Regions from separate parts of the Homo sapiens genome. Here region 1 is linked to region 2. Evidence: chromatin loops called from intact Hi-C (ENCODE). Cell type or tissue: Calu3. All regions are shown on one strand. Links, peaks and the distances in the headings refer to the core of each region. The heading gives the core; the rest is flanking DNA. Region 1 overlaps TNIK (TRAF2 and NCK interacting kinase). Region 2 has its middle 47 kb from the start of EIF5A2.

Evidence for each region. A loop is a pair of places that touch in the nucleus more often than their neighbours do. Peaks named below come from ENCODE experiments on the same cell type or tissue, not always from the same donor. Only the 100,000 strongest peaks of a DNase experiment are listed, where the experiment ranks them.
Region 1: it touches region 2 in a loop (1.9-fold over the local background); 1 of 110 quality-filtered maps calls a loop at or near these places.

The regions. Positions count from the first base shown.
Region 1 is chr3:171,325,818-171,342,525 of GRCh38, reverse strand. The region is part of intron 2 of TNIK (TRAF2 and NCK interacting kinase); the gene reads left to right. Among named protein-coding and RNA genes, the nearest start is that of TNIK, 130 kb to the left of the region's middle. RefSeq lists an enhancer at 16,562-16,708. In Calu3, for the core only: no CTCF peak of the experiment used is centred there; a DNase peak (open chromatin) is centred at 7,885.
Region 2 is chr3:170,946,991-170,963,698 of GRCh38, reverse strand. It overlaps the pseudogene KLF7P1. Among named protein-coding and RNA genes, the nearest start is that of EIF5A2, 47 kb to the right of the region's middle. In Calu3, for the core only: no CTCF peak of the experiment used is centred there; no DNase peak of the experiment used is centred there.

The sequences.
Region 1 (16,708 bases), core at 4,612-12,611, 380 kb before region 2:
TTTTTTTGTTTTTTTGTTTTTTGAAAGGAATCCTCATTTTCTGGTACCATAAGGTGCTTGAGAGTGATGATTTCTGAGTGATTGCAACAAGCAAAGCCTTTCTGCCAGCCTGTGGAGAACACGTATTCCTACTGAGTAAACAAAACTCTGTTGAGCCACTGAGACTCAGGTTGTTTCACAATTTAATCTAGACCAGTGGTTCTCAAAATATGTTCCTGGGACCACCAACATCAGCATCTGCTGGGAACTTGTTAGATATACAAATTATCTGGTCCCACTTTAGACCTGAAGAATTGGAGACTGTGGGATTGGGACCCAGCTGTTTGTGGGTAACAAACCCTCCAGGTAATTCCCATGCACACTAAAGTTTGACAGCTTTAAAAGCTTTATAGTTTCAGATCTAGTCTTCGTAATTTATATGAGTAACATAAAGAGGCCAAACTCAATGGATCTTTTGGTTATATTTAAATTATTATATGTTGTTCCACAGCAAAACATTAACAAAGTTACTTTAAACCAAGATGGTTGGTTTTCTTCATAATAAAAATGTAAAACATCTTGAAAATACATGGATATGAAGGAATATTACTTTGGGATGGGGTATAGGGCTTGCTGTACACTGGGTCCATTTTTGCAAACTTCTAGCAATAGCTCTGCCAACTTCAGGAGATCTCTGTTGGGATCAAATAAGATGGTGGATTCAACAGTGCTTGGTGAGCTGGAATGAACGTATGGATTATTTTTGAGTTAAGCCTCTCTCCTATTAGACTGTAACTGCCATAAGGATAAAGACTAGGCTACTACCACTGCGTAGACCAGTGCCTGATACAGGGTATGTGTTTAGTGAATGTTTGTAAAATGATCACGTTATTTTTTGGGCTTTTGTTTCCGCATAATGCCTTGGGCTTTCTGCCACATCTGCACAGCACTTGTACTATTATTCTCTTACTTAAAAAACAAAAAACAAAAAGCTGAGATGAAATTTACATACAGCAAAATATATGGCTTTTTTTTTTTTTTTTTTTTTTTTTTTTTTTTTTTTTTTTTTTTTTTTGAGACAGAGTCTCGCTCTGTCGGCCAGGCTGGAGTGCAGTGGTGCAATCTTGGCTCACTACAACCTCTGCCTCCTGGGTTCAAGCGATTCTCCTGCCTCAGCCTCCCAAATAGCTACGATTACAGCCTGTGCCACCAGACCTGGCTAATTTTTGTATTTTTAGTAGAGAAGGGGTTTCACCATGTTAGCCAGTCTGGTCTCGAACTCCTGACCTAAAGTGATCCACCTGCCTCGGCCTCCCAAAGTGCTGGGATTATAGGCATGAGTCACTGTGCCCGGCCCAAAATATGTGATTCTTAAGTGTACATTGTAGTGGATTTGATACAGGTACTTGTACTATACTAACAAAATAGATTTATTTAAATTGACTCTTTTTGTCCCATTTACAACTGCATTAATAGCCATAAGCTCATGGTTTTGTAGTCTGTTATATATTTTCCAATGAATATTAAAATCAGTAACCCCTAGCTACCTCTCCAATAGCTCTCTTCTTCCATCCTTTCAGAATTTTGTTCTTGGAGGAGAACAGCTTACTTATTTCCAAATTTGTAGGCTTTTTTTTTTTCCCTCCCAAATACCAAGAGTCCTCAGGTCATTGTGTTGAAACAGACAGAGGAGTGACTTTTGGACCACAGAAGAGTTTGAGAGATTGTTTCAATTGGACTGCCTGTTTTCTTGTTTTTCTGTTTTCCAGGACAACTTTGGAAGAAGCTGACTGCTTTGAAATCAATTCGGTACACTTCAAAAATTAACTTGCTCCATAGGCATTTGTGGTACACCAGTTAAACACAGAGTTCTGTGTTAGGCACTAAAAGAATATCCTTAGAAAGCTAGCTGATAGGTAGCCTTGTGGGAGAAAGGAGTAAAGTCCACGAGTAAGTATAATCAACAAGGCACGATGCAGGGCACTTCAGAAGACTTGAGTTGTGTGCCATGGGATCAGGCAGTACCCTACTTCAGTCTGTAGATTTGTTCACTAACTTGAAATGGGAGTAAATTAAAATTCAAACTGCACTCATCCTGTTTATGTATTCGGTTTACTGATAATCACAGGTTAGTAATTCAGATCTCAATGGCTGAGATGTTTGGGCTAAGTATTGTCAAGGGATTGTCATATCTGCTTTAGAACTGGTTTACAATACTACACTCATTTTATTTACATTACAAAAGTAATGAATGCTTATTGTGGAAATGTAGAAATATGTAGAAAAATGAAAATGAAAATCCTTAATCACTCATAGTCCAACTGCCTAGAGACTATTGCTGGCCTTTTTGTTAAAAATACATTTTCCCATGGTTAGGATCATACTTCATGTAAAGTATTGTAACTTTAAAAATATTAGCATTTTTTTCATGTCATCAAATATTCTTTATAATATTTTAATGGTAGAATCGAAGTAGATTGTATGTATCTACTGTCCTTTACATGACAGTTTTATCATGCATTCCAATTTCTTGCTGTTATATCTTTGAACATAAATCTCTATGAATTTTTCATAATTTGTGTATATAATTATATGGACACTATTTCTAGATATAACTAGGCTCAAACCAATTAACACAGCCTAATAAGGCAGAGGCAGACTGGGAGGGGCTGGAAACCGGCCCATGAGCTGGTGTATGCCAACAAACACACCTTGCAGGTGCTGCCAGAAGGCCTCGTCTGGCAGCCAAGGCACACAATCTGAAAATTACAGCAACAGACCGGATTCTGGTAGCACTTGGCATCAGGACATCCAGAGAGCTTGTGGAGTTTCCCAAGAAGTCTGCTTAGATGTCTTAAGACTGAGAAAAGAGGGAGGAAGTCTAGTGAGAAGCAGCCTGGCCATCAGCCAGCCTGGGATTCAGCTGAAGGACCTCGGTCTGTTCAACCCACAAGCATTGAGGGGCTACTGTGTACCAGCACTGTGCTGGGAGCTTGGGATACTTCCACAAACAGACGCAGATCTCTGCCTTCATGGAATGCATATTCTAATGACGAAAAGCTTCCATGGATGGGGACTGACAAAAGCGAAGTGGCATTCTGGTTCTAGAGGAACTGGATATTGAGTATATTCAAGATAGACTCAGGTAAAGGGAACAAGGCAGAGGCCAGTGATCAGCACTGGCTTCTCTAATGAACTGAGCTGAATATCAGAGTGGACACATGGCTAGAGCCACACTCATGGCAAGGATGACTTATCAAGTCTCAGAGTAGAGCCTACAAGTGCATCTTTCTGGCCTAAGGCCATATTAGTCCAAACAGTGAAGATTTGCCTCAGCCCACACATGGCAGGTTCAGGGCTGACACCTGAATTTTTACACCTGGTTGTAGGAGATGGGAGGTAACTTAGTGCCAATGAGTGAAATGGAGAAAACAGAAATGTGTATTTAGCCCTCTGACTAGCATGTATTATATTAGGTTGTTAATAAAGGTTTGTTAAAGGGATGCATGAATTTAGGAGAAAAGAAAGACGAACATCATGGGGAAGGCATGGGAGACAGAAAATAATACTAATTGATGTAGCATAGTCATTATGAGCTTGGGCAGAGTCAGACAGTCCTAGATTCAAACGTTAGCTCTTCCATTCTCTGTCTTCAGTTTCCTCACCTGTAAATTGGGCTAATAATAGTACCTTCTGCACTGTACGGTAGTTAGGCAATTCCTATAAAGAGATAAGCACACTTAGGGCCGGGCATGGTGGTTGATACCTGTAATCCCGGCACTTTGGGAGGCCAAGGCAAGTGAATTCCCTGGGGTCAGGAGTTTGAGACCCTTGGGCAACATGATGAAATCCTGTCTCTACTAAAAATACAAAAAAAAAAAAAAAAACAACTTAGCTGAGCATGGTGGTACATGCCTGTAGTCCCAGTGACTTGGGAGGCTGAGGCACGAGAATCACTTGAACCTAGGAAGCAGAGGTTGCAGTGAGCTGAGATCATGCCACTGTACTCCAGCCTGGGCAATAGAGCGAGACATTGTCTCCAACAGAAAAAATAATAAAAAAGAGTTAAGCACATTTCTTGGCACACATAGTAAGCATTCAATAAATTTTAGCTAATAAAAGTAATGTTTAATGTTTGGCTTTTGGGGGATATTAACATATTACACATTCTCTGGTGAGGTTCAGCTTTCTTAACGTCATGAACCTAGAAAACTGGGAAAAATTACTTTCATAAGGATGGTGGGATTTCATATATACACACACCCCTATACATGTCACTTTTGTTGTTGTTGTTACTGAAATGAGGGCTTCTCCAGTTTAGAAATGAGGCAATGAAGAGTGGAAGGATTAACATAAATAATCTTAAAAAAATTGTTGGTTGATTGGAAATCAAAGACTTGGAGTGGGGAGCCATAAGAGGAAGATATCTTCCCGCAATCCACATTACCATTATAATTACCGAAATATAGGTCCACGTAGAAGAGCCTGGTAAAATTAAGAGATTCAAAGGTACGTAGTTTCGATTAAGCTGCTAAATAGCTTCATTCTTCAATCGTGGTTAGAACAGCTTCTCTCCCTTCTGCTTATGCTAGGATGGTATAAGACAAAAAGATCTAGAGCTAGGGTTCTCTATCAGTTTCCTATTTTGTTTGGGCTTCTGCTCATTGGAGCACTATTTATCCTGAGGGCATTTGTAGTTCTCCCTCTGGGCAAAGTCTAGAAATCTTTTCTGCCTCCTGAAAATCTGTTGCTTGCATGGTAATCTTGAGAAAATATTTCTAGAAGTGAATGAAATGGCCAGGCACTTCATTTAAGCAGATTATCTTCTACCTTCTTTGACTATGGAACTCAGGCCTGGATAAATATTCTATTAGGAAAGGTGTGATCACAGAAGATCCAGTCAGCAGGTAAGAAGTATATGTAATACACATCTATCGTTATGGATAAGGAACAGTAAGTGGGAATAAGGGAGCAGAAGTTTCATGGAAAGTCTTGCTGACCAACCTCAAGAATGAAATATGGCATTGTAACTATATCCGCCCAAATAGGATGCCCAGGCTTAAACCGTATTTACATGCAAAGGCGTCCCACAGTGCCCAGTATTACTGTTTCTTTATTCAACGTTTGGACCTCATGTCCCTTCCTCATCTTTGCTTATCTGAGGTCTTTTGCTTTCTCCCTGTTCAAAACCTGCTTTCCGTTCCTCTTGCGACTTCCTCTGTCCAGGAAGCACAGACTATCACTCCATTCTCACTTGGAGGCTCTTACCTTCTCTCCTTCCAGCTAAGGGGTATTCGTGTCTTTGTTTTTCTTCATAGGAACTTCCTGCCTGGCATGAGATTGCCATGGATGCCTGGTGGCCAGGCTTGCCTTTGAGCTGTGATAATGCTGATCTCCTGGAGTCCTGTTAGTGCACAGCACACTTTTACGTTCTCTTTCATGTTTGGTTGGCACAAAGTGCTCTGGGGTGGGCAGTAGGTACTTCATTATCCTCATTTTATAGTCATGAAACTGGCTTAGAGAGGTGAGGCTGTGGGGAAGAGGTGAAGCTGTGTCAGAATCCAGAGGCTTCCACAGGGAAAGGAGCTCTTGTGTTTCTCATCCCCACTAGGATTCCAGGGAGCATGAAGCTCCCTGCCAAAGGGCTGTGCTGTTAAAATGAACAAAAAGGAAAGTTGAGGTCTTACTTTAGAGCACTGCATTAGAGCAGTAACCCTACTTCTACCTCACTTTGCTGACCTTAAACATGATATTTATTTGGTATCACAATTGGAACTGGAAAAACTGGCCCCTTCAGGGATCTATCACTGTTGGTTGGTAAGTACCCACAAAACTTTCTAGTGCACCTGGAAATGCTGATGGAGATTTTTCTCACTGATCCCAAGGACACTTATTAATGGACTTTGCCTACCTCTCAAGCAGAGCCATGATCTGGAAATAAGCCATAAAATGTATGTCATCAGGTCCCTCCGAGGGGACTATGGTCTTTGTTCTTAGACTGTTAGGCCTTTCCTCAGAGCTGTTTATGCTTATTTTTAAAAAATTGTCACAGAAGCTTGACTTATGTGGTCATACAGCAGGTTACAGTGGCACAGAGATAACAGCATATAGTAGACCCTGAGAGAGAGGAGGGAGACAAAAACACTGAAAATGAAACACAGACCTAATTTTTAAAAGAAAGGCACACAGTCAACTGATAGGAGGTTAAGAGTGTGCTCAGTTGTTACAGCACAGTATCAAGGATATTTGGAACAAAAGGCCTTAAGTTAGTGTGAAAATGGTTAACTTTAAGGAGTAAAGGAAGTGTGTAATTCATCTTAGGAAATTTGCCGTGGAAAATGGAGGAAAACAAAAACCCATTTTGTTAGTTTTGACAAGGTTATTAACGGATATCAGTCAAAATATGTTGGAGAAATTTAAATGAGTAATGTAGATTTTATTTCCATTACTAGATACTCAGTTCACCAAAGAAGCTATCTGATTGGCCTGTAAAGGGGCTGTATGAATATGTAAAGATACTTAACATCGGTCATCAGGCAAATGCAAATTAAAATTGCAACGAGATACACTACGCACTGTATGACTAAAGTTAAAAAGACTGACAATATCAATTGTTGCCAATGTTATGAAGCAACCGGAACTTTCATACCTTGCTGATAGGAATGTAAAATGATACATTCTAAAGTGCCACTTTAGAAAGCACTTTCATAGTTTCTTATGGTTATTTATACACCTACCAGATGACCTGGCAAATCTACTTGCAGGTATTTACCCAGGAGAAATAAAACACACGCCAGTACCAAGATCTGTATTGAATGGTCATAGGAGCTTTAGTCATAATAGCCAAAAGTGGGAAATGATCTACATACTTATCAAATGGAAAATGGAAAAACAAATCTTGCCACATCCATATAGCAGAATACGACTAAACAATAAAAATGAATGAGCTACTGATACATGCAACAGCATGAATGAATCCCAAAATTGTTATGCTAAGTGAAAGAAGCCAGCCTCAAAAGGCTGTGTACTGTGATCCCATTAATATCACATTTCAGAAAAGGCAAAACTATAGGGATGGAGAACAGATCAATGAACTAGGATTATGGGGAGGTGATGTGACTACAAAGGGGCATGAGAGAACTTTTTAGGATTAATTGTGGTGGTTATGTGACTGTATACATTTGTTAAAATTCATCAAACTGTACATTTAAGATGGGTGAATTTTAACATAGATTATACCTCAACAAGAAAAAACAAAATTTGGAAATTGCATTACTAAATTAATAAACAACCTATGCATTTTCTTTTATTTGTCCAGCCTTTCAACAAAATTTTCTTGCACGCAAACAGTCTACCAGGCACTGTGCTTATCCCTGGGGATAGAAATATGAATAAAATGAGATCCTTGCCCTGATCACTTTTAGTTCCAGACCCTTTTGCATTAAAAAGATTCTCCAAGCTAATAGAAGGTTGCTAGTGATTGGTTTTCAGGAGGAGACAATTTTTTTTTTTTTTTTTTGGCAGTTGGGGAAGGAAGGGTGCATTGTTTATTTGTATCTCTGAAGACTCTGAAAGTCACTTCAAATGACAGTGATCTGTTGTAAGCGCTAGTAGAATAATAGATTCTGTCATCAAAGGGATTGGCACAGTTTATGGTAAAAAAAAAAAAAAGAAACTTATAAAGATCAACTATACAGGATTCAAGTTTTTAAATTTAATACAAGCTACCTTCCTTTCATACTCTGCTTTTCCCTAAGGAAATTACTGGAGTGTTTGAAGCCCAGAAACTTGCTGTAGTCCCTAGAAACAATGTGGTGATGTCAGACTTGGGTGAATAAACAGTAGCACCTGTTCAAGACTTCATGAGTCTTTTTTCTCCCCCTCTAGTCTTTTTTGGCACAGCCTGAGGTTAGTTAATCTTTAAAAGAAGGAAAACGGAATGAGCCAGAAGGTAGCTTGATTCTAGACTATTTTTAGAAGGCTCCTCCATGCTGCTCCTGAGTGCCAGGTTTTTGAGAGCCTGGCAGGGCAAGCCATTGCTGGATGCCCTAATGTGGCCATGAATCAGCTCTAGGTCCTCGCAGGTCTCTGATGGCCACCAGTCCTCCCGGAAGATGCTTTCTGTGCTGCCCTCTCTTCTCTGTCATTCTCCTCCATCTCCCAGGCATCTTTTCCAACATTCTGTTCCACTCACTCCATATCCTCAGGAAGGCGCCTTCCAGTTTCTACGGTCACAGTGCAGAGGATTGTGTATGTGTGTGTGAACAGAGAGGAGAGAGCGAGAGAGAGCAAGGGCAAACAGGCAGGCTACTTGGGTGATTTTCCTAAAAGCCAAATCTCACATTATTCTTCCAGTTCTTAAAACCCTTCTTTCCATTTTAATTTGTTCTAGGACAAGCACCCTGGTGTCTGGTGCACAGTCATTGTGATCAGCCCCACCCACTGTCCAGTGCTGTACTTGACACTTCCCACCCCTCAGTCAGATACTTTTGTTGGTGGGAGGTGGTTTAGGAGGGGTGATGATAACAGTGGTGGGAGAGCTGGTGAAGAAACAAGGCACTGGTACTTGAAGACTTGCTCTCAGCTCCTGGAACAGGCTCCTGGGTTGTCCAGTGTGGTTGGCCAGGGAAGGAAAGGAAATGATGATTAAAAGACAAATACGCAGTTGGAGAAAAAAACTGCCTTTGGCGGGAGGCGCTCCCTGTGCTGTATCTGTCGAGTAACTGAGTGCTGAGCACGATGGGGAAAGGGAAAGGTTACTATCTGGGGCCTTGCTAAAATCTTTGAAAGACCTTGTAGTAGGATAGGGGTTGCAAACTGATGGCCAGAGGGCCAGGCATGTAATTCTCATGAGTGAAATGGCCAGTTTGCTCAGCCCAAAGGGGACAGCCACTCCTCATTTTCCAATTATTGCCGTGGGAATGGGGATCCAGTGTTGTAGGTTTTTTTTTTTTTTTTTTTTCTTTCTTTTTGAGACATCTGAGTCTCTGTTTCGCCCAGGTTGGAGTGCAGTGGTGCGATCTTGGCTCGCTGCAACCTCTGCCTCCCTGCAACCTCTGCCTCCCAGGTTCAAGCGATTCTTCTGCCTCAGCCTCCTGAGTAGCTGGGATTACAGGTGGCTGCCACCACGTCCGGCTAATTTTTGTACTTTTTAGTAGAGACGGGGTTTCATCATGTTGGCCAGGCTGGTCTTGAACTCCTAACCTCAGGTGATCTGCCCACCTCAGCCTACCAAAGTGCTGGGATTATAGGTGTGAACCACTGCGCCCGGCCTGTTGTCAGATCTTAGATTCTTCTTCTTTTTTTTAGAAAAGCTAGACTTTATGTAAAAGTTCCAAAATATTCATATTTAAAATTAAAAAGAGACACACACACACACTCCCTCCCACCCCCAACACCAACTATTAGGATCAAACAAAATATTTTCAAGCAGAATATAGTTCGAAGGCCATCAACTGGGGCCTCTTCCCTAAGAGTTGTGGCTGTAACATCAAAGAACATCACTGTGCTTTTGGCATTTGGGGCAAAATAATTTTTCTTTTTGTGGCACTCACTGTATATCACAGATTTCTAGCATTTCCACCCCCTAGTCCCATCCAATATTGCTTTTCTGTCGTTCTGACAAAAATGTCCCCAAATTTTCAAGTAACTTATAGGGTCAGCTGAGGTTTTCCCAGTTTTAGTATAGATAATACCCAAGCATCTTTGTGTTTCCTTTGCTGGGAATAATCTCCGGCCAAATATAACACTTCAGTTCTTGGTAAAAGCTAAATTTCACATCATTCTTTTATGTGTCTAGCCTTTCTTATCCTCAGTCACCCTTCCTCTGATTTCTGTGGGTTTTGTTTGGGTGAATGCACCTGGCCTTCAGGTTATAGCTGAATCAGGAGGTAGTTGGCTGGCAGAAGGATTACCTGGAGACAGTTACACATCTCACACCTTTCTCTGGCTATAGCAGCCCTGACTCAACAGCAGATATTCTGTCCTGAGGTTCTTCCCAGGAAGTGCCGTGGTGTGTGAAGCTGGCAGCGTTCCGGCCATTTTGGAAGGTTGTCATAAATGGTGGCACTGCGAGCTGAGGTTGGGTGATGCATGCTCTTTAAGAAAAGGCTAATTTTCTGGAAAGAAGTTTGGCTATGCCTAAAAATGTTCATCCATCTCTGAGGAAATAATGAGAAATATGAAAAGGCTTTATGCACAATTATATTGTTTGTAAAACTAATTCCAATAGCCAAAAACAGTAAACAAGTTAAATGTTCCACGTAGGAAAATGATTAAACAAATTTTGGGCTAGCTATATGATGTAATGATAAGTGGCCTTTTAAAACAAAGTTTATGAAGAATTTTTAATGGTAGGGGAAATACCATATAATCAAAAGATGATAGGATGTATTACTCATATACACACAGTTAGATATAGGTATGCCTATTTTTATAGGTGATTTTCCGTCTTCTCTATACTTTTCCAAATAGTCTACAGTAAAAACAAATATTGCTTTTTAAAAAAATAACTTTTAATTTTAGATTAATTTACATTAAATTAAATACAAAAGTTGCAAAGATAGTAGTGAGTTGCAGTTACCTATCCAGATTCCCCTACACTTTTATTACTTTTAAAAATTAGAATAAGTTACTTTAAAAATAATATAAAATGGGGTTTTCTAGCATATATTATCACGAGATAGCTTTTCATAGTCATTTAGGTATATTGTAAAAGAGGCGTTCAAAGAAAAAAATTACATTATCAAAAAGGCCCGTGTGACTTAGACTATATTTATTAAAAATGCTACATTTAACTGAGATCTCATGCATTTCACACATCCTGGATGGAACACTGGAGCGTTAGAAAACCCTCTTTAAATCATTTGTCCTAAAGTGATTTAAATGAATCCATTGCTTATCATAGGCTTGCTTTTGGATTTGATGCCAAAATAGACTTGTATTTGAGACCAAAGAAGTTATTCATCTTTCCTCCTTGAGCTATATATTTAGTTATTCCTTCTCAGACTTCCTTAGCCATATAAGTCAGTTTTATATGAGTCTATAATGGATATGAGTTTTAGATGCAGTCATCTGAAATTGAATTTACCAAGTAGATGCTATTTTAATACTTTGTTTTGACTGATCAACTCGCCAAAACTGGAAGCTAAAAATAATACACCTTGTCATTTTAGCAAGTCAAGCCATCACAGAAAATATTAAGAAATGACAGCAACTGGTATTTACAGGGCTCTCTTTGCCATATTCCTAATTGGGAACCCTTTAGGAAAGGGCCAGGGAGTGGCTGTGGATCTGGGGTAGAAAGTGGCCTGTTTTTGAATTTATGGAGTAGCGCACTGTCAGGGCCCCTTTCTTCACTCAGAAATGAAAGGAGCTGGTTCACCAGAGGGTGTGAGAACTCATTAACCACCCCCAGTGCTTCCCACCCAGCAAGGGATCAGAACATGTGCTGCTGTTTCAGAGCATCACAAAATCTTGTTTTCATGTGAGGATTTCAAAGGCTTAGATTGTTCAATTTGAAAATTTTGTCACAGAAGCGAAATGGGCACCTCTATAACTCGTGGTGGTGTTATTTTGTGGGAGGACCATCCATGTCTTTTTCCCCTATATTTTGAAATGAGGTCAAACGGACCTGTTCCATCCACTCACTTGGCATTTACTCTTCTTTGGGTGGGGCCCCTGGGAGTGTTTTAATTCGGGGTCGTAGGGTAAGAATAGATTAACATGGCATGACAAATTGGTTTGCTACAATCATAATTCGAAAGGTAGGTCAGGGTCTGAAGGGCAGAGTAGTGGTTCTCATTGGGGTTGGGTTTGGAGGATATAGTGGGAACAGAAGGATCATATGTAAGATTCACCCAAGAAGGTTTTTGGCCGCTAGGTTCCCCATCTGCCTGGTTAAGAATCCCCCAACAATAAAATGCCCCTATACCTCCTCCAGCTTACAAGGCAGAATTCCTGTGATGTGTAGGGCAAAACAACCCCCTACTCTTTTGTTATTAGTATTCTGCTGCTTTCTAAGTAAATGTTCTTAACTAAGAGAAAAATCTATACACTCTATCTCTAGAAGGCCAGCTGGAGAGGGAGAAGAAAAGAAAATTAAGAGACAATTTGGTTGGCTATCATTAATCTTTGTTTAGCCTTATGGGAAAATAAGCCTTCCTTCTTCTATCTTTGTTAGCAGGTAGATTAAGTTGGTTAAAGAATACTGTAGTCCATGAAAGAAAAGACAATGGCCTTTACAAAGGTATTCCAAAGCAGCCGAAAATATTTTTTTTCTTTCAGCTATTTTGCTGTCTAAGACTCAATGACACTTGACTGATTTGGGGTCAGTATCTAATAAGCGCATTTCCCAGATGAAAAACCAGCACAGCTAGGCCTTCTCCACAGAGCCTATACCTAGGTCTATCGAAGGAAGAAGATCATTCAGAATTTTATTTTTGCAAACCTTCAAATGTTAAGATCTGAATAATCTATTTAGGACAGTCAGAACTGCCTAATGGAAGTTGCATAATTGAGTAGAATTAAAAACCGCTTTCCTTCAGGTCCTCCCTCCTTTCCCCCATCTGTGACAACCTTTGACATTGCACAGATTTTCAAAGTCGTACTGTAAGATTAGTGCCAGGGTTCTTTCAAAGGAGGCTTGTAAGTGAAAAATCTGTTTTCGCATCCCTCAAAGCTGGAAGCCATAAAGAAAAGAAAAGAATATGCTTTTAATGAAGTCTTTGCAGGATCAGCTCCTTGCAACTTCAGTTGTTCATGTGAATCAAAAATAGCAGAAAGTAGGTCATATTGTAAAAATGAATTAGGCTTCACTTCACATTTTATTGACTTTACTAGGCTTTTTTCATTCACAGTGGTTGATTGTTAGCTAATGACTGGCATAAATAAAAAGGCATTTATTCTCTTATTTTCCTTATTTTGCCATCTACTTCTTTAGAATATCAGTGGGGCACACTATGTGCTTAGGGATTTAATTTTTTCATGTATCATTTTCACAACAACCCTGAAAGCTGGAATTTTTATGCTCATTTTATATGTGAGGGAACTGAAGCTCACAGAGTTTAAGGTAAATGACCCAAGGACACACAGCTCATTAGAAAAGATCTGCAGTTTGGACACATTTCTCTATCTGGAGGCCCTGCTGTTTTCAATTACATTCTTTTGATTTAAAAATATATATTTTTGATATATATTAGTGGGAAATAATTAAACTGAAGTAATATTGCCAAATCTTAATTGCCTCATGAGACAATGAAAAATACTTACCATGGTATTAAATAATTTTTTAAAATGATAATAACATTTATTTGAGCACTTAGTAGGGACCAGGCATTATGAACGAGTATAGGAAACAGCAAATACACAAATAAGTAATAGTTAACGTGTCAGATAGTGAAGCTACTACAGAGAAAAATAAAATAGGGTGTAAGGAGTGTGTGTATGTGTGTGTGTGTATATAGCAAGGGATTCTTGCTTCAGAGAAGGCATCAAGAATAGTATGAAATTTGAGCAGAAATTTCATAAGGAAAGTGCAGGAGCAGGTCTCTCAGACATCTGGATGAAGATTACAGAAATAACAAGTACAAAGGCCCTGAGGTGGGTGGGGTTGCTGTGTTTGAGGAAGAAGGAAGTGGCCATCTCCACAGCGCCCTCCATTGTTTCCTTAGTGACTTCCTGCCACAGCCACCAGCTCTGTCATTTGAATGCCTTTGTCCTCAAGGGGCAGAGAGACTCCCTTAGAGGGCATGAGGAAAGGCAGGCAGAATCCACCCCCACACTGGAGAGGGTGGGGAGCCAGTTTCATTTACATATTTAAATATCTTCCTCACAAGCAATAAATCTCAAATCATTTTAATTGAACATTTAAATCCTTCTCACTGGTAGGTATTTCAGGCATTCGGCTTTATGCCAATTATTGCGTCATCTTAAAAGAGAAGCTTTTAAATTTATTAAACCCATTACACTTGAATATTTGATTCCTGCCAAAACATAATTTAAAATCCTCACTTTAAAATAATTTGGTAAGGATTAGTAAACCTACCACAATAACCTAAACTGTGTGTCTGCAGAAATATCACCCAGTCTCTGGATAGGGGCAAACTGGTCCTTTGAAAGGGACTTTTCATGGTAGCCCCACGCAGGCGAATCTGCAGTGTCCCAGTCATCTGGGCTGCTGCAACAAAAATATCATGAACTGGGTGGTTTGAATAACAAACCCTTACTTGCCACAGGTCTGGAGCCTGGTGAGTCCAAGATCAAGCCTCCAGCAGATTCAGTGTCTGGTAAGGGTCTGCCTCCTGGTTCATAGATGATCCGATTCATAGTCTTCTCACTGTGTCCTCACAAGGGTAATGGCTTCTCTGGGACCTATTTTATAAGTGCACTAATCCTATGAGGGCAGAGCCTTTGTGACCTAATCATCTCCCAAAGGCCGCATCTCCTAATACCAACAGGTTGGGAATTAGGATTTCAATGTAAGAATTTTGGGGTGCAGACACAGACATTTAGTTTATAACATGCAGTTTGTCTAAGAAGTGGCCTGGCCTGAGTCTTGGAGATTCTGATTCAGTAGGTCTGAAATAGGGTTCAGGGTTCTTTTTCCAAACAAGTGATTTTTTTTTTTTTTTTTTTTTTTTTTTTTTTATGAGCCAGGTTTGGGAGCCACAGATCTGGTATAAAGTTGATATTGGCTCTATGTAATATAGAACAATGGAGTGGAGCAACAGTTTGGTCTGGCTAAGATGATGAAGGGGCACCCGTTACACCTTCCTTTATGCAGCTATATTAGTTGAGGAAGGCTAGGCTATGCTGCGGTAACACATTACACACCCCCCTTTGCTCCCACCCCGCCCACCAAAACTCAGTGGTTTAATATTTTGTGGTCTGTGGCTTTCTCCTGCAGACTCCAGAGCTACTGTTCTGGATGAGCAGCTTTCCTCCAGGCAATGCCACGGGCATCCTGGTAACTTTTGTCCAGTCACACTGTGTCCCCTAGGGCCTCCTCAGAGTTGCCTCCAGAGTCAGCTGAAGAGAGAGCGTATCCATCTTTGTGGGGTGTTTTAGCGGCCAGGCATAGCACTGTCCAGCCCTCCAGCCCATAGGCTATTGGGTAGAACCAGTCCCTTGGTCCCTCCTAGACATGAGGGGACCGGGAAAGGTAGCTCTCCTGTGTGCTCAGGAGGCAAGAGAAATAGTTGGTGAACACCCACATGGCATTGGCTCTACAATTGTAACCCATAGTGCACTGCCTGATGCAATTTTTTGCAGGTCACCAGTGTTTTTCCACTTGAGTCTGCCTGATACTACAAGCCACTTCATACTCAGGATCATTTACCTCTCTGCAACCCTGGTTCAGCTTAGCATGAGGAAGAACCAGTTTGGTTGAACTAAGTCACACTGAGGTATAATTGCATAACAGACCCCCTAATTGTCCCAGAAATCATTTTTATCTTAAAGTAGGAGTCTCATCCCAGGGATAGCTTAGCTTTTGTCTTTTCTTTACCATAGATTCTCTAAAAATTTAACAGTTTTACAATGCTTCTTGCATTATTGGCAGCAGGGGTTTTCAGGGGCAGAGTAGGGTAGGCATCCTGTAGGAGTAGATGATTCTAAGTATGGTGCTTGTGAGTTGGGGACTTTCTGGACAGTCTAAAAATATAAGCAGACTAGGTATGAATCCTAAGAAGAGCACCCTCAAGGGCAGAGGTAGTTTGCTCCTATGGTAGCACAAATCCTAAATACTCAATGTGAACAAATAAATTAAACAATATTATTACCTATAATTGCACAGACTGGTGTTTCTCAAAGGATGATTTCCAGACTAGAAGCATTTGCATTATCTGGAATTTTTTTTTTAAGTGAATTGTTAGGCTGTATCCCAGACCTACAGATTTAGAAATTCTGGTGCAGCAATCTATGTTTCAGGACAAACTGTTAGATTTAAATTTTAGATAAAACTTTGCAGCCCACCAGGTGATTCTGATGCATACCAATGTTTGAGAATCACTGGGATAGATTTTACCTGCTGATTATCATTTTATCAAAATCTAAGTAATTAGGGAACCTCAGTGGGAGTTTTTTTCTTTTTTTTTCTTGTGGGAGAAGGAAATGCACATAAGCCTTTCAGGACACTTGTTATATACGCTTCTGTCGTTTTAGGTTAAATGGCTGCTGCTTTTGTGTGTCTGTCTATAATACTCTGTAACGAGAATCAGTATCTTGAAAGATAAAGGCAATTCAAAGATTAACAATTATTTTTGTATATACTACATAATAAAGCCAAAGAAATACACTAACAAATTTTAAAAACATTTAAAACCAATGGTTGATTCAATGCCTTTGTAGTTTTCCTCTTGGTTTTACTGATCACTTTTGGTAACTTTCCTCTTTTTCTATTCAAGGTTCTGGGTGGGGTAATTTTTAGGGGCTTGAAATATATAATCTTGATATTGGAAACATTTCCAATTCTCCTCTTCCCTGCCACATAACATGCTGTCTTAGTGAACACTTCTAAACAAATTTGAACCCACGAAGACCCAAGGGCATCATTATGGACCTCAGTTGTTATGAATTCTGGATAGAGCAGATGAGGCTCGAGAAGAGTGGGCACAATTCTGCAAGGGCTCTGGGACTTGTTTTCTGACAAAAGTCCCTGATGTCAGCAAAGTTTGTCTCTTTTTCATTCAAGAGGTAGAAGCAGGTTCCCCCGAGTACTATGTACCTCCTA
Region 2 (16,708 bases), core at 4,812-12,811:
CTACTTTGCTCACTTGTAACATGGGAATAAAAATACCTTCAAGGTATTTTCTGACCCTTGAAAACATAAATGATTTACTCAAGAGTACCTATCTAATAAACAATAATACTAAATATTGGACCCAGATTTCTAAATGCAGTTACCTTTCTATTTCATTACAATCTTGGTATCTACTAGATTCTTACAGCTCTCCTACTTGTATTCCCGCCTCCCTCCTTTCCTGAGCATGGTAACCCCACTCTTCAACCCTCATTTTTTTCTACCTGGCTTTCTTACCTTTTCTGACCTCCGATACTGTCTTCTCTTGGGTTATCATTTGGCCTTCTTATCCTCTGGTTCTATGTTAGGCCCAAGTAACAATGTTAGAGCCTGAAATTCCTTCCTTCATTAATGAATGTACACAATGGAATAACATTAGGAATATAATTTCTCTCCTAAATATTTTTATTGTTTGCTTAATATAGGTGCTCAGAGTTAAAACTTAGGGGGAAAAAAGATAGCAAGAGAGAAAATTTAAATCGGTCAATCTCCAAATCTAGAAATATATCTCTGCCATCAATTTTAGTATTTTCTCTATGCAAATCTTTTCTTCTATTAAAAAGCATTATGTCAACAATATGGTGTATTTTTTTTCCTATAATAACACTGGGGGCCTCTTTCTATGCCACTAAATATTGTTCTCGAGCACCATTTTTAATAGCTCCATAGTAATTCATTGTATGGATATATTAGAATGTCTTTAACCAACTTTGTATTGTTGGTTAGGCTGCTTCTAATTTTTAGCTTTTACAAACATATTTTGTAACATATACGAAATATTCTTAAAGCAAATCTTTGATCATTCTTTTCATGTTTTTACCTAGAAGAATATATAGATCAAATGACATTCAAGAATTTAAGGGTTTTGACAGACTCAAATTGAAAGGAAATTTTACTTCAAATTGATAACTTTTTTTTTTGGTAGGTGGGGCTGCTAAGCCATGAACATCCTTTATCCAGGTTGGTTTCTCACTATGGTGGCCTCTCATTGCTTATCTGTGAAATGAACAACCAGAGTAAGGCTGGCAGTTGGTGGTAATTAGTCAGTACTTTTACCACTACTATAAACTACTTCTGAATAATCTTGAAATTCAATTCCACTGACCTTTAGTAAATTCCACATCATATTAAACACAATCCAAAGACTATAAACATAAACTGCCTACCTTGGAGGTGTTTATAATTTAGTGTACACACATTATTATGTAATACAAAATGTTATCAGTTTGGTAAGAAAATTTAAAAGTGCTGTAGAAAGAGGAATATTTCTGAGTAAGGTGTTTGGGGAAATTGTCATGAGGGAAATGATATTTAATTCAGGCTTCAATGATGGGCAAGGTCAGATTTTGAACTGGCAATAGGCAGAAGGGCATTGGGAGTATGGAGACACACAAAGCAGAATAGTCAGTGGCAAGAAAGTGTATGACATTTATTTGAAAAAAAAAGGACAGCAGTCAATGTTTCTCCTGAGTAGGGTTAATGCAAGGCAACAATAATAGATACACTGGGAAAAGAAGATTGGTATCAAACTGTAAATTCTTTGCTGAGGAGTGGAAACTATTTGGAGGGGAATAGGGAGCTGATGAAGGGGACAGAAATGCTGCACGAAGGTTACTCTGTGAGCAGTGTGGATCACAGTGGCATCTGGTGTTGGGAATTATCACAGTAGCTCTTTTGTGAGAAGAAAATAAGGGCCTGGAAATGAGAAAGGTCGAAGAGAAGGAAACTGACAGCCAGAAAACGTATAGCTGAACCTCTTCAAATTGTGTAAAATATAATAATGCAAGCAAGAGTAAAATTGGCAAATTTAAAAAGCTTGATTTATAGTCTATGTTCCTCCCACCCAAATTTTTCCTAAATTAATATGCAACTGTCAGCACAGATTGTTTGCTGTTAATTTAACTACATTTGAAAAGCTTTAGCACCACCTGGTGATGAAAACTCAGATCGACTCCAACAACCCTAAATTCCATCTTTTTTTCTGCCAAGTTTTTATTTTGAAAACATTTCAAACATACATAAAATTTTAAAGAATACTGTAATAACACCCTTACACCTTCATCATATTTACCAATTGTTATGTTTTGCCACATTTGCTTTAGTTCTTCCTCTATGTGTTGAACCATCTGAAAGTAAACTACAGACACTAAAACAATTCAAAAACTGTCAGCATAAACTTCCTGAAAGGATACCCTCTGCATAATGACAATACCATCTCCTTACCTGAAAAATTAATAATTTTACACCATCATCTAATATGCAATCTATATTCAAATCTTCCAAGTTTTCATCAAAAAAAATGTTTTTAAGTTTGCATTTTTAAGGCCAGAATGTAATCAAGACTTACGCTTTGCATTTGGTTGACATGTTTCAGGGGTCTCTTTTAATCTAGAGCAATTCTCACTTTTTATTTTGGCCTTCCATGGAGGCCTTTGCTGACTATCTTATCCAAGATCCACCCTACCCCCATTGGGGTAGGGTGCTTTTCTGTCTTTGCTTTTCTGCCCCCATTTTACTTAACATTTATTGACACTTAGCATTTAGCGGCTTTCCCTCTTCCTTTTTTTTTTTTCTTGCCTGTCTCTTCCCACTGAAGTATCAGCTCCATGAGAAGAAGGATTTTGTTTGTTTTGTTCACTGCCCACTGCTCCATCCTCAGTATCCAGAACAGTGCCTGGTATACAAAAAGTGCTCAATAAATACTATCTGTTGAAGGAAAGCATTGACCTCTGGGAGTTTGATTATTAAATGTCTTGAGGTAATATTATTTGGGTTAAATCTGCTTGTTATTCTATAACCTTCTTGTACTTGAATATTGATATCTTTCTCTAGGTCTGGAAAGTTCTGTTATTATCTCTTCAAATAAACTTTGTATCCTGGACTCTCACTCTAATTCTTTTTTAAGGCCAATTACTCTTAGATCTGCCCTTTAGGGGCTATTTTCTAGATCTTGTGGGCATTTTTCCTTTTTTTTTTTTTTGAGATGGCATCTTACTCTGTCGCCTAGGCTGGAGTGCAATGCGGCGATTTCGGCCTACTACAACCTCCACCCCCCCGGTTTCAAGCAATTCTCCTGCCTCAGCCTCCAAAGTAGCTGGGATTATAGGTGCCTGCCACTGCACCTGGCTAATTTTTGTATTTTTAGTAGGGACGGGGTTTCACCATCTTGGCCAGGCTGGTCTTGAACTCCTGACCTCGTGATCCACCCACCTCAGCCTCCCAAAGTCCTGGGATTACAGGAATGAGCCACCGCGCCCGGCCAAGCAGGCATGTTTCATTCCATTTTATTCTTTTTTGTCTCCTCTGCCTGTATATTTTTAAGCAGCCTGTCTTCATGGTCACTAATTATTTCTTCCACTTAATCCACTTTGCTGTTGAGAGAATCTGAAGCTTTCTTCCATTTATCAATTGTATTTTTTAGCTTTGGGATTTTTACATGATTTTTAACAATTATTTCAATCTTTTTGTTACATTTATCTGACGGGATTCTAAATTTCTTCTCTGTGTTATCTTGAATTTCATTGTCTTTTAAAACACCTATTTTGAAATCTCTGAGAGATTACATGTCTCTGTCTCTCTGGGATTTGCCCTTAGTCTCTTATTTAGTCCATTTGGTGTGGTCATGCTTCCTGGATGTTTCTGATGCTTGTGGATGTTTGCTGGTGTCTGGGTATTGAAGAGTTAGGTATTTATTCCAATCTTTGCATTCTGGGCCTGTTTACACCTGTCCTTGAGAAAGCTTTCCAAGTATCCAAAGGGAATTGAGGGTGTACAGCAAATCACCATGGCCACATGTCTACCTATGTAACATACCTGCATATTCTGCATCTGTATCCTGGAACTTAAAGTAAAAATTTAAAAAAAAATTACGTAAATGTGTTTAAGAAAACTACCTAAAGCCAGGGAAAGAACCATCTGAAAGAATAAAGGACATAATGTGTAGAACTCACACAGGCCTGGGAACAGTGACTGTTCCCACCAGCCAGCTGTAAGAATCTCATAAATCAGGGGCATTGAGTAGAGTACTCAGGAAGGCATTATCTCAGCACTGGGAAATATTTAGCTCTAGACTGAGTGCTGCTCTGGACCCACCTGAAAAATCATAAGAGCAAGACCTAAAAAAATCAAATTGTTTCCAAGTAACTTGATTGTATCTGAGAACAATGCTCAAGAAAATTTATAGGAATACAAAAATATCCAGCACTCAACAAGTTAAAGTTAACAATGTCTGACATCTCACCAAAGATCACCAGCCATGGAAAGGAGAAGGAAAACACAACACATAAAGAGAAGACTAATCAATGAATAGAAATCAACTCAGGACTGACGAAGATGTTATAATTAGCAGAGAAAGACATTAAAACAGCTTTTACATATGTTCACAAGGTTGAGACCTAGAAATATAAAAGAGATTCAAATCAAACACAATAACTAAGATAAAATATACAGTGGATGGGATTAATGACAGATTGGACATTGAAGAAGTTTAGTGAATTTGAAGGAATAGCAATAGAAACTATCCAAAATAAAATACATGGAGAAAAAAGAACATATTTTAAAAAGAAAAAAAATTAGTGAGTAGTACAACTTCAAGCAGCCTCATGTACGGGCAATTGGAGTTCACAAATCAGGGAGGCTATAGAAAAAATGACTGAGGAAATAAAGGCAAAAAACTTTTCAAATGTAATAAAACCATAAACCCACAAATTCAGAAAATTCAATGAACCCTAGGCATAAGGAACATGAAGAAAACTATACCAGGGTATATTATAATCAAATTGCACAATTGTGGTAATAAAGAGAGAATCCTAAAAGCAGCAAAGGGAAAAAACATGATTAACACAGAGAAACAAAGATAAGAAAGACATCAGATTTTTAGTTAGAAACAAGGTAAGTCGGTAAAGCAACATCATAAAGGACTGAAATATAAAAACTCTCAACCAGAATTCTATACCTGGTGCATCAGTTTCCTAGGGCTGCCATAGCAGAGTAACACAAACTGGGTGGTTTAAAACAACAGAAATGTATTTTCTCACAGTTCTGCAGGCCAGATTCCAAAATCAAGTCTGAAATAGAGGTGATGAGGGAGCCATGCTCCTTCTGAAGCTCTAAGGAAGAATCTTTTCTTATCTTCCCAGATTTGTAGTGGATGCAGACAGATTACACATAACTCTAATCTCTGCTATTATCTTCACAAAGCCATCTTCTGTCTCCCTACTTTGTGTGTGTGTGAGTGTGTGACAGAGAGTAAGTGTTTGTGTCTCCGAATCTCTCTCTCCTTATAAGGACACCAGTTATTGGATTTAAAGCACGTGTAATCAATATGACTTCATCTTAATTTGATTAAATCTGTAAAGACCCTATTTCCAAATAAGGCTACAGTCACAGGTGCTAGGGCTTAGGACATTCACACATCTTTTGTAGGGACACAACTCAATACACACCACCTGACAAAAATATCTTTCGAAAATGAAGATAAAGATTTTTTTCAAAGGTACAAAACTAAAAGAATCTGTCACAGCAGACCTGCACTATAAGAAATGTTCTGTATTAAATAATGTCCTTTAGTTGGAGAGACCATCATACCAGATAGAAATCTAGATGTATATAAGGAAAGGAAGCATACAGAAATAGTAACTACATGGGTAAATAAGGCCAATTCTTTTTTTAACTATTATTTAAATCTCTTTAAAGGTATGAAAATCATAACAATTATTGTATTGTTTATAACATATATTCAAGTAGAATCTTTGAAAAAATAGCAGAAGGTCAGGAAGGGAAGTATCCTAGTATAAGATTCACGTATTTATATATTATATATACATATAACACACTTTTACCTTGAAAAGTAAAAGATTTACAGTATAAATCCTTAAACAATCCCTAAATTAATAAACAAGGAGTTATGGCTAATAAGCAAACAAAGGAGATTATTGGGATAATTTTTTAAATACTTGATGAATCCAAAAAAGTCCGGAACAAAAGATAACTATCCAACTCACATGATAATGGCATTAATCCATTCATAAGAGCAGAACCATCATGACCTCATCACCTCTTAAAAGCTCCACCTCTTTATACTGTTACAGTGGCAATTAGGTTTGCAACACATAAATTTTAGGGAACATTCAAACCATCACTTTAGGGAAATGGTAATCAAAACTACAATGATATGTCACTTCACACCCATCAGGATGGCTATTATTTAAAAAAGAAAAAAACAGAAAAATAACAAATATTGGCAAAGACGTGGAAAAACTCGAACTCTTCTGCATTGCTGGTAGAAATGTAAAATGGTGCAGTGACTGTGGAAAACACTATGTCAATTCCTCAAAAAATTAAATATAGAATTATGATATGATCTAGCAATTTCACTTGTGTGCATATACCCAAAAGAAATGAAAGCAGGGCCTTGAACAGATATTTGTATATCCATGTTCATACCAGCATTATTAACAACAGCCAAAAGGTGGAAGCAATTAAAGTGTCCATTAATGTGTGGACAGATAAACAGAATGTGGTACATACAAAGAAATATTGTTCAGCCTTAAAAAGAAAGGAAATTTTGACACATGCTATGAGGTTACTATGCTAAGTAAAATAAGTCAGATGCAAAAGTAAAAATATATGATTCCATTTACATGAGGTTCTAGAATAACTTAAATTTTGTCAAATTCATAGAGACAGAAAAGCAGAATAGAATGACAGTTACCAGGGGCTTTAGGGAGTGGAGAATGGGAAATTAATGTTTAATCAGTACAGAATTTCTATTGGGAAAGAAAAAAAGTTCTAGAGATGGATGGTGATGATGATTGCACAACAATGTGAATGTACTTAATGATACAGAACTGTATAACTTAAAATGGTACTTTTTATGTTATGTATTTTTACCACAATAAAAAAGCAAGGTTCACCTATATGCTGCCTACAGGAAATACACTTTAAACAAAAAGACACAAGGTAAAAAGTAAAACAATGTAAATACCTACACACACTATATTAGTCTATTCTCACACTGCTCTCCAGAAATACCTGAGCCAAAAGCAATTCAACAAAAGCAAAAATTGACAAATCGTATCTAATTAAACTGAAGAGCTTCTGCACAGCAAAAGAAACTATCCGAGTGAACAGACAACCTACAGAATGGGAGAAAACTTTTGCAATCTATTCATCTGGCAAAGGTCTAATATCCAGAATTAAGGAACTTAAATTTACAAAAAAAAAAAGGATTAAAAAGTGGGCAAAGGACATGAACAGACACCTCTCAAAGGAAGACATACATGCCACCGACAAACACGAAAAAGAGCTCAACATCACTGATCATGAGAAAAATGCAAATCAATACCACAATGAGATACCATCTCACACCAGTCAGAATGGCTATTATTAAGAAGACATAAAACAACAGAAGCTGGCAAGGTTGCCAAGAAAAATAAATGCTTTTACACTGTTGGTAGAAATGTAAATTAGTTTAACCGTTGTGAAGACAGTGTGGCCATTCCTCAAAGACCTACAGGCAGAAATACCATTTGATCCAGCAATCCCATTACTGGGCATATACCCAAAGAAACATAAATAATTCTATTATAGGGACACATGCTCATATATGTTCATTGCAGCATGATTCACAATAGCAAAGACATGGAATCAATATAAATATCCATCAACAATAGACTGGATAAAGAAAATGTGGTACATATACACCACATAATACCACGAGGTCATAAAAAGGAACGACATCATGTCCTTTGCAGGGACATGGATGGAGTTGGAAGCCATTATCTTCAGCAAACTAATGCAGGAACAGAAAACCAAACACCATGTGTTCTCACTTATAAGTGGGAGCTGAATGATGAGAACACATGGACACATGGAGGGGGACAACACACACTGGGGTCTGTTGGAGGAGGGTGGTGGGGTGAGGGAGAGCATCAGGAAGCATAGCTAATGGATGATGGGCTTAATACCTAGGTGATGGGATGATTTGTGCAGCAAACCACCATGGCACATGTTTACCTATGTAACAAATCTGCACATCCTGCACATGTAGCCCTGAACTTAAAATAAAAGTTGAAGAAAACAAAAAAGAAATACCTGAGACTGGGTAACTTATAAGAAGAGAAGTTTCACTGGCTCATTGTTCTGCAGGCTGTACAGGAAGCATGGTGGCATCTGCTTCTGGGGAAGCCTCAGGGAGCTTTTACACATGGCAGAAGGTAAAGTAGGAACAGGCACTTCAGGAACAAGAGAGAGGACGGGGAGGTGCCACACATTTTTAAATGATCAGACCTTGGCAGAACTCAGCACCAACGGATGATACTAAACCACTCATGAGAAATCCACCTCCATGATCCAATCACCTCCCACCAGGCTCACCTCCAACATTCAGGATTATATTACAACATTAGATTTGGGCAGGGACACACATCCGAACTATATCTCACGCACACGTAAACACACACACACCGTGCTATCACCAGTAAGAAGAAAGTGGCAGTGGCTATATTAATGTCAGAAAAAAATATAGTTTAGAGCAAAAAAGATTAAAAAGGACATTTCATAATGACAAGAAGGTAAATTAATGAGAAATATGTAACAATCATAAATATTTAAGCACCTTATAACAAGTGACTTTCAAAATACATGAAGCCAAAACTGATAGTAATGTGAAGAGAAATAGATAAATCCATAATTATGGTTGGAGATTTTGATATCTTCTCAATAACTAATAGAATAAGTATAAAACTCAACAAGGATAGAGTAGACTAGGAAAATACTATCAATCAACTCGAGTTGATTGATATTTATAGAACACCATGCCCAATAATATCAGAATATATATTTTTCTCAAAATCCTATGAAACATTTGCCAAGATAGACCATATTCTGAAACATGAGATAGATCTTAATATATCAAAAAGGATTCAAGTTATACAAAATATGTTCTCTGACCACAATGGAATTTTTAAAAATCAGTAATGGAAATACCCTTAGAAAATTCCCAAATCATTGAAAGCTAATTAAAACACTAAATAACTCATGAATCCAAAAAGTAAATAAAAATGGAAATTTGAAAGTATTTTGAACTAAAGATGAAAACACAACATATCAGATGTCATTAAACCAATACTTAACAGGAAATTTATAGCACTCAATCCAGATACGAAAAAATAAAGGAATGTTTCAAATAAATGAATTTCAGCTTCTACCTTAAGAAACTAGCAGCAAAAGAGCAAATAAAACCAAAGTATGCAGAAAAAATCATATAATAAAAGTCAAAGTGGAAATTAAAGAAATAAAAAACAGAAAAGTAGAGAAAATTGATGAAACCAAAAACAGTTCTTTGAAATCAATAAAGCCTGTAGGCAGATAGATCAGAAAAAAAGACACAAATTACCAACATCAGAAATGAAAGAGGTGACATCACTACAGATTCTACAAATATTAAAAGAATAATATGGGAGAAAAGGAAGGGCAAGACTACAAACTAGAAAGGATGGGGTGGGGGTGAGGAGGGGAGGGAAGGGAAGTGGGGGAGAGAAGCGATCGCAAGAGAAATACAAACTCCCAAAACAAAAGGCAAAGATTGCATTAGGAGCGAACAGCGCTGCAGAAATAGATGGCAGCTTCGTTTGACTGAAACAAAACAAAAGGGCCACTGGATGTCTGCCTTCTTTGGGGGTCAGCCAGACACTAACAAACAGCCCCAATTGTGTTCGGGGGAGGGTTTCGCCTCCGGTTTTGCTCGGCAGCAGCAGCAGGGACGTGTTGGCTAGTTGTAGTATATTCCAGGAGCTACAACTTGTCCACGACACCGGCTACTTCTCAGCTTTGCCATCCCTGGAGACCTGGCAGCAGGAATAAGTGGAAAAAAGGAAGTCCAGAAGCCTTACTTCCAGGATATCCTGGAAGATATTTACTTGTGGGAGTGGAGACCCCCGAGGGAAACACGGGATAAAAGAAAGGGTCCCCTAAGGAGAATAGAGACTGAGAGAAGAGGGAATATTCCAGAGGAGACAGGCCTTGAATTGGAACGCTACCTACAGACGGAGCCCAGAAGGATCTCGGAGACCTTTGGTGAGGACTTGGCCTGTTTGCTCCACCCTTCTCCTCCCCGGTGCATTGAGGAAAGCTTCCGTAGCTTAGACCTCCTGCTGCTCCCCGTGGAAGCGGCCATCTGTCAGAAGAGCTCAGCAGTCTTGCTCTCTCGGGGCAAGTTGCTATCTGAGACCTGCCTCAGCCTCCAGCCGCCAACTCTTCTCTAGACAGCTACACAGCTGTCAACCAGGTCCAGCTCAACACAATGACCTCATTAATGCCCCCACTGTCCCCTGAGCTCAGCCACCATCTGGTCAAAACCTCACAAACTCTCTCTGCCGTGGATGGCACGGTGACGTTGAAACTCGTGGCCAAGAAGGCTGCTCTCATCTCCGTAAAGGTGGGAGGGGTCACAACAGCTTCAGCAGCTGTGATGGTGCCAGGGCCGTTAAGAGTGGACAGAGCGACAGTGACCAAGGAGGGCTAGGGGCTGAAGCATGTCCTGAAAACAAGAAGAGGGTTCACTGCTGTCAGTTTAACGGGTGCCAGGAAGTTTATACAAAAAGCTCCCCCTTAAAGGCCCATCAGGAGACTCACACAGGTGAGAAGCCTTACAGGTACTCATGGGAGGGATGCTAGTGGAGTTTTGCATGAAGCGATGAGCTCACGAGGCACTACGGGAAACACACAGGTGCAAACCTCTTCAAATGCAACCACTGCAACAGGTGTTTTTCTAGGTCTGACCATCTTGCCCTCCCTATGAAGAAACATATCTAAAAAACAGAAAGGCCAGAGTTGCGGTGGCATCAGCCAGTGTCTTAAGGAAATACCATGAGGCAGGGGGCTGGTCTTCAGGTGGAGAACCACTGCCTCTCAGAAGAAAGTTCTCACCTATAAACCTCTATACACACATACACACACTCACATACAGACCCACACACATACACACTGTCATGCACTCAACTGTATTTAAAACATATATGTCTATTCTTTATGCCTTGCCCTAGCTAGATGGAAGATGATGAAGAAGGAAACCAGGTGAACTCAGCAAGGCAGACTGGCTGCTTACTTCAGCACTATTTGAATTATTTCCCGCTGTTGCCAATGGAAATCAAAGTAAATGAATGTGACGTCTCTGCAGGTGAACGGCAGTCTGAGGGGCTTATTTCACTTGCTTCTCAGTGCAACTTGATAGGAGAATTCAGCATCTTAAAGTTGTATATGTGTAGCACTAAAGTTTGTTTTTAAATAGTTGGGGGAAAATGACCTAGAAAACCAAATTGCAGTTTGGTAGCCAAAATTAACTCTTGATTTATTTGTCCTTTGTGTGTGAAAAGTCCTACTATTCCATGGTTCAGACTCCCTCACAGAACTGTTGAGTGGTTTTGGTTCTTCTTAGTACTACTGAGATCTTTCGCGTCAATCCCAAAGGCTTTAGCGGCAGCAGACTCTGGAATAACACCTTACACCCTTCTGGCCTGCATTTCTGTAGACTTCACTCTCAAAGGAGGAGTTTTCTTCTCTTACTTTTTGACTCTTGCACACCATATGCCCTAGGGGTTCTGGAAACTTCTAGCATGACTGCAAAGTGGTGAAGAGAATAAAGTCCTTGATGATAAATCACAGTATATCCCTTGAGCCTCACCTTACTGCCAGTGCTAGATTTTTTCTTTTTAATCTCTCCATTTTTGCCAATGAAAACTTGAAAAGCTTATTTTGAAGCTTAAGTGTTTTATCTTTTCTCCACGGACTAAACCTCTCCAGGACTCTGTCGGTACCTGGATGTTCAGCTCTCGAAATAGACAATCACAGTTCTCTCATCCTCCTTGAGGCATAATGACCTCAGCTCACAGCGATCAACTGTTATGCTGGGTGTCATTGCTACCCCATCACCAGTTAAAGCATAGATGTCGCTAGTCTCAGAGGGCAGCTGTGTATTTAACTCTGGTTTATGATGTGACAAAAAGCCAAAAATATCACTCTTTCCAGGAGTGGGGAAAACTGAGGATGCCTCCCAAGTCTAGTGGCTTCACAAAACATCATCCTATCTTCTCTCTCATGCCCACTGAGCTCCTATTCCTCCATTTGTTACAACACACAATTTAAAATGCCATTGTGAGAGTGAAGGGTTGACATTCAAGAAAAAGGTTGAGGTGTTTCTCTCATGGGCTTTCTAAAAGGAGAGACACGTTTCTTTCTTTTTTTTTTTTTTTTCTTTTTTTGCTAGGCCTACCATGACTTGTGACCTAGAATCCTCAGGATTAACAGAGGCCCCACATTTACTCTGCAAGCTGACTCCAAAAGAGGCTACAGTCCTTACGTTTCATACCACACACACACATCCAATACTGGTCTCTTATCTACCCGCATTCCTAGCTAACTGGTACTGGCCTCAACTCCAAAGACTGCCTTTAGGACCATCAAATGGCCTATGCAAGCAAGTAAGGTGGTTATTAGGACAGATTGTATATTTTATATATTCTGGGACCATCCCTTCAAGACACGTCATGTAAAATAAAAATGGCGCTTGGTCCACACACAGTTGCTGCTCCCTCCTACCAGCTGGCTCCCCTCCTGTCCTCCTTTGACTGTTTGACTCATTGACTGTTAAAATGCCACCCCATACATATTTGGGATGCAAAACTGAAGTCAAAACGAAATAATAATATAAGAAACACAAACACATATATGACAGCAACCTTCAAGATCTGGGTTTTCAGCTTTCTGCAGCCTTTGTTTTCACTGAAATGTTGAAACTACTCGTCTGAGGGCAAAGGAACCTCCTCACAAATGCTGTAGCTGCCAATTGGACACTTGGGGCATTTCGAGGTCTGGCCTCAACAATTTTCTTCCTCGTTTTCCTTTTTTCTATTTAGACCAAAAACAAACAAACAAACAAAAAATACAAAACAACAAAAAAAGAAAAAACACTCTTAACACACACACAAACACCCTTCACACACACACACACACACACACACACAAATCTGTCCATTTGCCAGAGGCAATTAAATGTATGTTAGTTGGAGGATATTTAAAAAAATCAGTTTTATTCCAAAGATTTAAAACTAGACATGACTTAAAAACAATTTCTGGAGCACTGCTTGCTGACAATCTCATAATTCTCTACTGTATTTGAGTGCATTTTGTGGCCAGTCCATCAGGGCGTACCACGGGATTATATTTGAATGTGTGGTGCATCCTTCCTGGATGAAGGATGTGTGAGGGACCTTGAACCTCAGCTGTATTAAACTGTAGCACCTCCAGTCAGTGCACTAGACGAAACTTTAGATACCCTGAATTCTGTTGGTTCCTTTCTTTTCCTTTATGTAGCAGCCTCCAGCATGAATGCACGCACACACCAGTGATGGCATTAAGCCGTGGCCGTTCCGATTTGCAAATGTTCTCTTCCAAGCTGGAGCTGCTCTTGCCTCTCAAAATGCTATTATTAAGGGTTTATAATACTTAATTTAATTTTTGAACTGACCAATGCAAGTCTCTATTAAAAAGAAAGTTTTAAAAAATAGAATAATATGAAAGATTATGAACAAGTTTATGCCAATAAATCCAACAATTTCCAAATTAGTTGGAAGGCAAATTACCAAAACTCATGCAAGAAGAAGTTTAAAACTTGAATTACCCTTATTATCTATTTTAAAAATCAATAATATAGTTTAAAACCTTCCCTAAAAGAAAATTCAAGGCTCAAATGACTTCACCGGTGAATTCTACCATGCATTTAAGGAAGAAATAATATCTATTCTGCACAAACTCTTTCAAAAAATTGAAAAGGAAGTAATACTTCCCAATTCATTCTATGAAGCTAGCATTACCCTGACATCAAACCAGATAAAGCTATTATAAGCAAACTATAGACCAGCGGTGTCAATCTTTTGGCTTCCCTGGGCCACTCATAAAATACACTAACGATAGCTGATGAGTGAAAAACAACAACAAAAACTGCAAAAAATCTCATGTTTTAAGAAAGTTTACAAATTTGCCTTGGGCTTCATTCAAAGCTGTTCTGGGCTGCATGCAGCCCGTGGGCCATGGATTAAACAAGCTTGCTATAAACCAATATCCCTCATGAACACAAACACAAAAATTATAAACAAAAGTTTCAGCAAATTGAATCCAATGTTCTTTTAAAATACACACACATACCTGGTTTTGTTGTCCTTTGCTTTATTGTGCTTTGCAGATATTGATTTTTCTTTTACAAATTAAAGGTTTGTGACAACGCTTAGTTGAGCAAGTCTATCAGTGGCATTCTTCCAGCAGTATGTGCTCACTTTATGCTTCTATGTCACATTTTGGTAATTCTCACAATATTTCCAATTTTTTTATTATTATATCTGTGCTACAGTTTGAATGTTTGTCACCTCTACAACTCATGTTGAAACATAATCCCCATTGTGGCAGTATTGAGAGCTGGACCTTTTAGAGGTGATTAGGTCATGAGGGTTCTGCTCTTATAAGTAGATTAATCCATTCATGAATTAATGGGTTACTGGATTCACTGATTATTACAATACTGGAACTGAAGACTTTATAGGAAGAGGAAAAAACACCTGAGCTAGAACACCTAGCCTCCTCGCCATGTAATGCTCTGTACCACCTTGGGACTCTGTAGAGTCCCTACCAGAAAGAAGACCCTCACCAGATAAGTCTTCTCGATGTTGGATTTCTCAGCCTCCATAAGTGTCAGAAATAAATTCTTTCTCCTTATAAATTACCCAGTTTCAGGTATTCTGTTATAAGCAACAGAAAACAGACTCAGACAATCTATTATGGTGATCTATGATCAGTGATTTTTAATGCTACTGTGTCCGGAATTGGTGGGTTCCTGGTCTCACTGATTTCAAGAATGAAGCCATGGACCCTCGCAGTGAGTGTTACAGTTCTTAAAGATGGTGTGTCCGGAGTTTGTTCCTTCTGATGTTTGGACGTGTTTGGAGTTTCTTCCTTCTGGTGGGTTCCTGGTCTCGCTGGCTTCAGGAGTGAAGTTGCAGACCTTTACAGTGAGTGTTACAGCTTTTTTTTTTTTTTTTTTTTTTTGAGATGGAGTTTCACTCTTGTTGGCCAGGCTGGAGTGCAATGGCACAATCTCGGCTTACTGCAACCTCCGCCTCCCGGGTTCAAGCGATTTTCCTGCCTCAGCCTCCTGAGTAGCTGGGATTATAGGCATGCGCCACCATGCCCTGCTAATTTTTTGTATTTTTAGTAGGGATGGGGTTTCTCCATGTTGGTCAGGCTGGTCTCGAACTCCCGACCTCAGGTGATCCACCCGCCTCGGCCTCCCAAAGTGCTGGGATTACAGGCATGCGAGCCACCGTGCCCGGCTGTGTTACAGCTCTTAAGGCAGCACGTCTGGCGTTGTTCGTTCCTCCCGTCCAGAGTTGTTCATTCCACTCGGCGGGTTCATGGTCTTGCTGGCTTCAGGAGTGAAGCTGTGGACCTTCACAGTGAGTGTTACAGCTCATAAAGGCAGTGCTGACCCAAAGAGTGAGCAGCAGCAAGAGTTATTGCAAAGAAGGAAAGAACAAAGTTTCCACAGTGTGGAAGGGGACCCGAGCAGGTTGCCCCTGCTGGCTCAGGCAGCCTGCTTTTATTCCCTTATCTGACCCCACCCATATCCTGCTGCTTGGCCCATTTTACAGAGAGCTTATTGGTCCGTTTTAGAGAGCTGATTGGTTTGTTTTGACAGGGTGCTGACTGGTGCATTTACAATCCCTGAGCTAGACACAGAGTGCTGATTGGTGTATTTACAATCCTCTAGCTAGACATAAAAGTTCTCCTAGTCCCCACCAGATTAGCCAGATACAGAGTGCTGATTGGTGCATCCACAAACCCCAAGCTAGACACAGAGTGCTGATTGGTGCATATACAATCCTCCAGCTAGACATAAAAGTTCTCCAAGTCCCCACCCGACACAGTAGCCCAGCTGGCTTCACCTAGTAGATCCCGCACCAGGGCCGTGGGTGGAGCTGCCCACCAGTCCTGCCCCAAGTGCCTGCACTCCTCAGCCCTTGGGCAGTCGATGGGACCAGCCTCCGCAGAGCAAGGGGCAGTGCCCATCGGGGAGGCTTGGGCCTCAAGGGAGCCCACCACAGGTGGGCTTGGGCAAGGCAGGCTGGAGGTCCCAAGCCCTGCCCCGTGGGGAGGCAGCTGAGGTGAGGCCTGGCGAGAATTCAAGCACAGCATGGGCAGGCCGGCAGTGCTGGGGGACCTGGTGCCCCCTCCACTGCTGCCGGCCCGGGTGCTAAGCCCCTCAATGCCCGGGGCCGGCAGTGCCAGCCGGCCACTCCAAGTGTGGGGCCTGCCAAGCCCACGCCCACCTGGAACTCATGCTGGCCTGCGAGTGCTGCACGCAGCCCCGATTCCCGCCTGCGCCTCTCCCACCACACCTCCCTGCAAGCAGAGGGGGCCAGCCCAGAGAGGGGCTCCCACAGTGCAATGGCAGGCTGAAGGGCTCCTCACGCGTGGCCAGAGCAGACGCCAAGGCCAAGGAGGCGCCAAGAGTGAGCGAGGGCTGCTAGCATGTTGTCACCTCTCACTACTATGGTAATTGTTTTGAGGCATGACAAACTGCCCCCATATAAAACAGCAAACTTAATCGATAACGACTGTG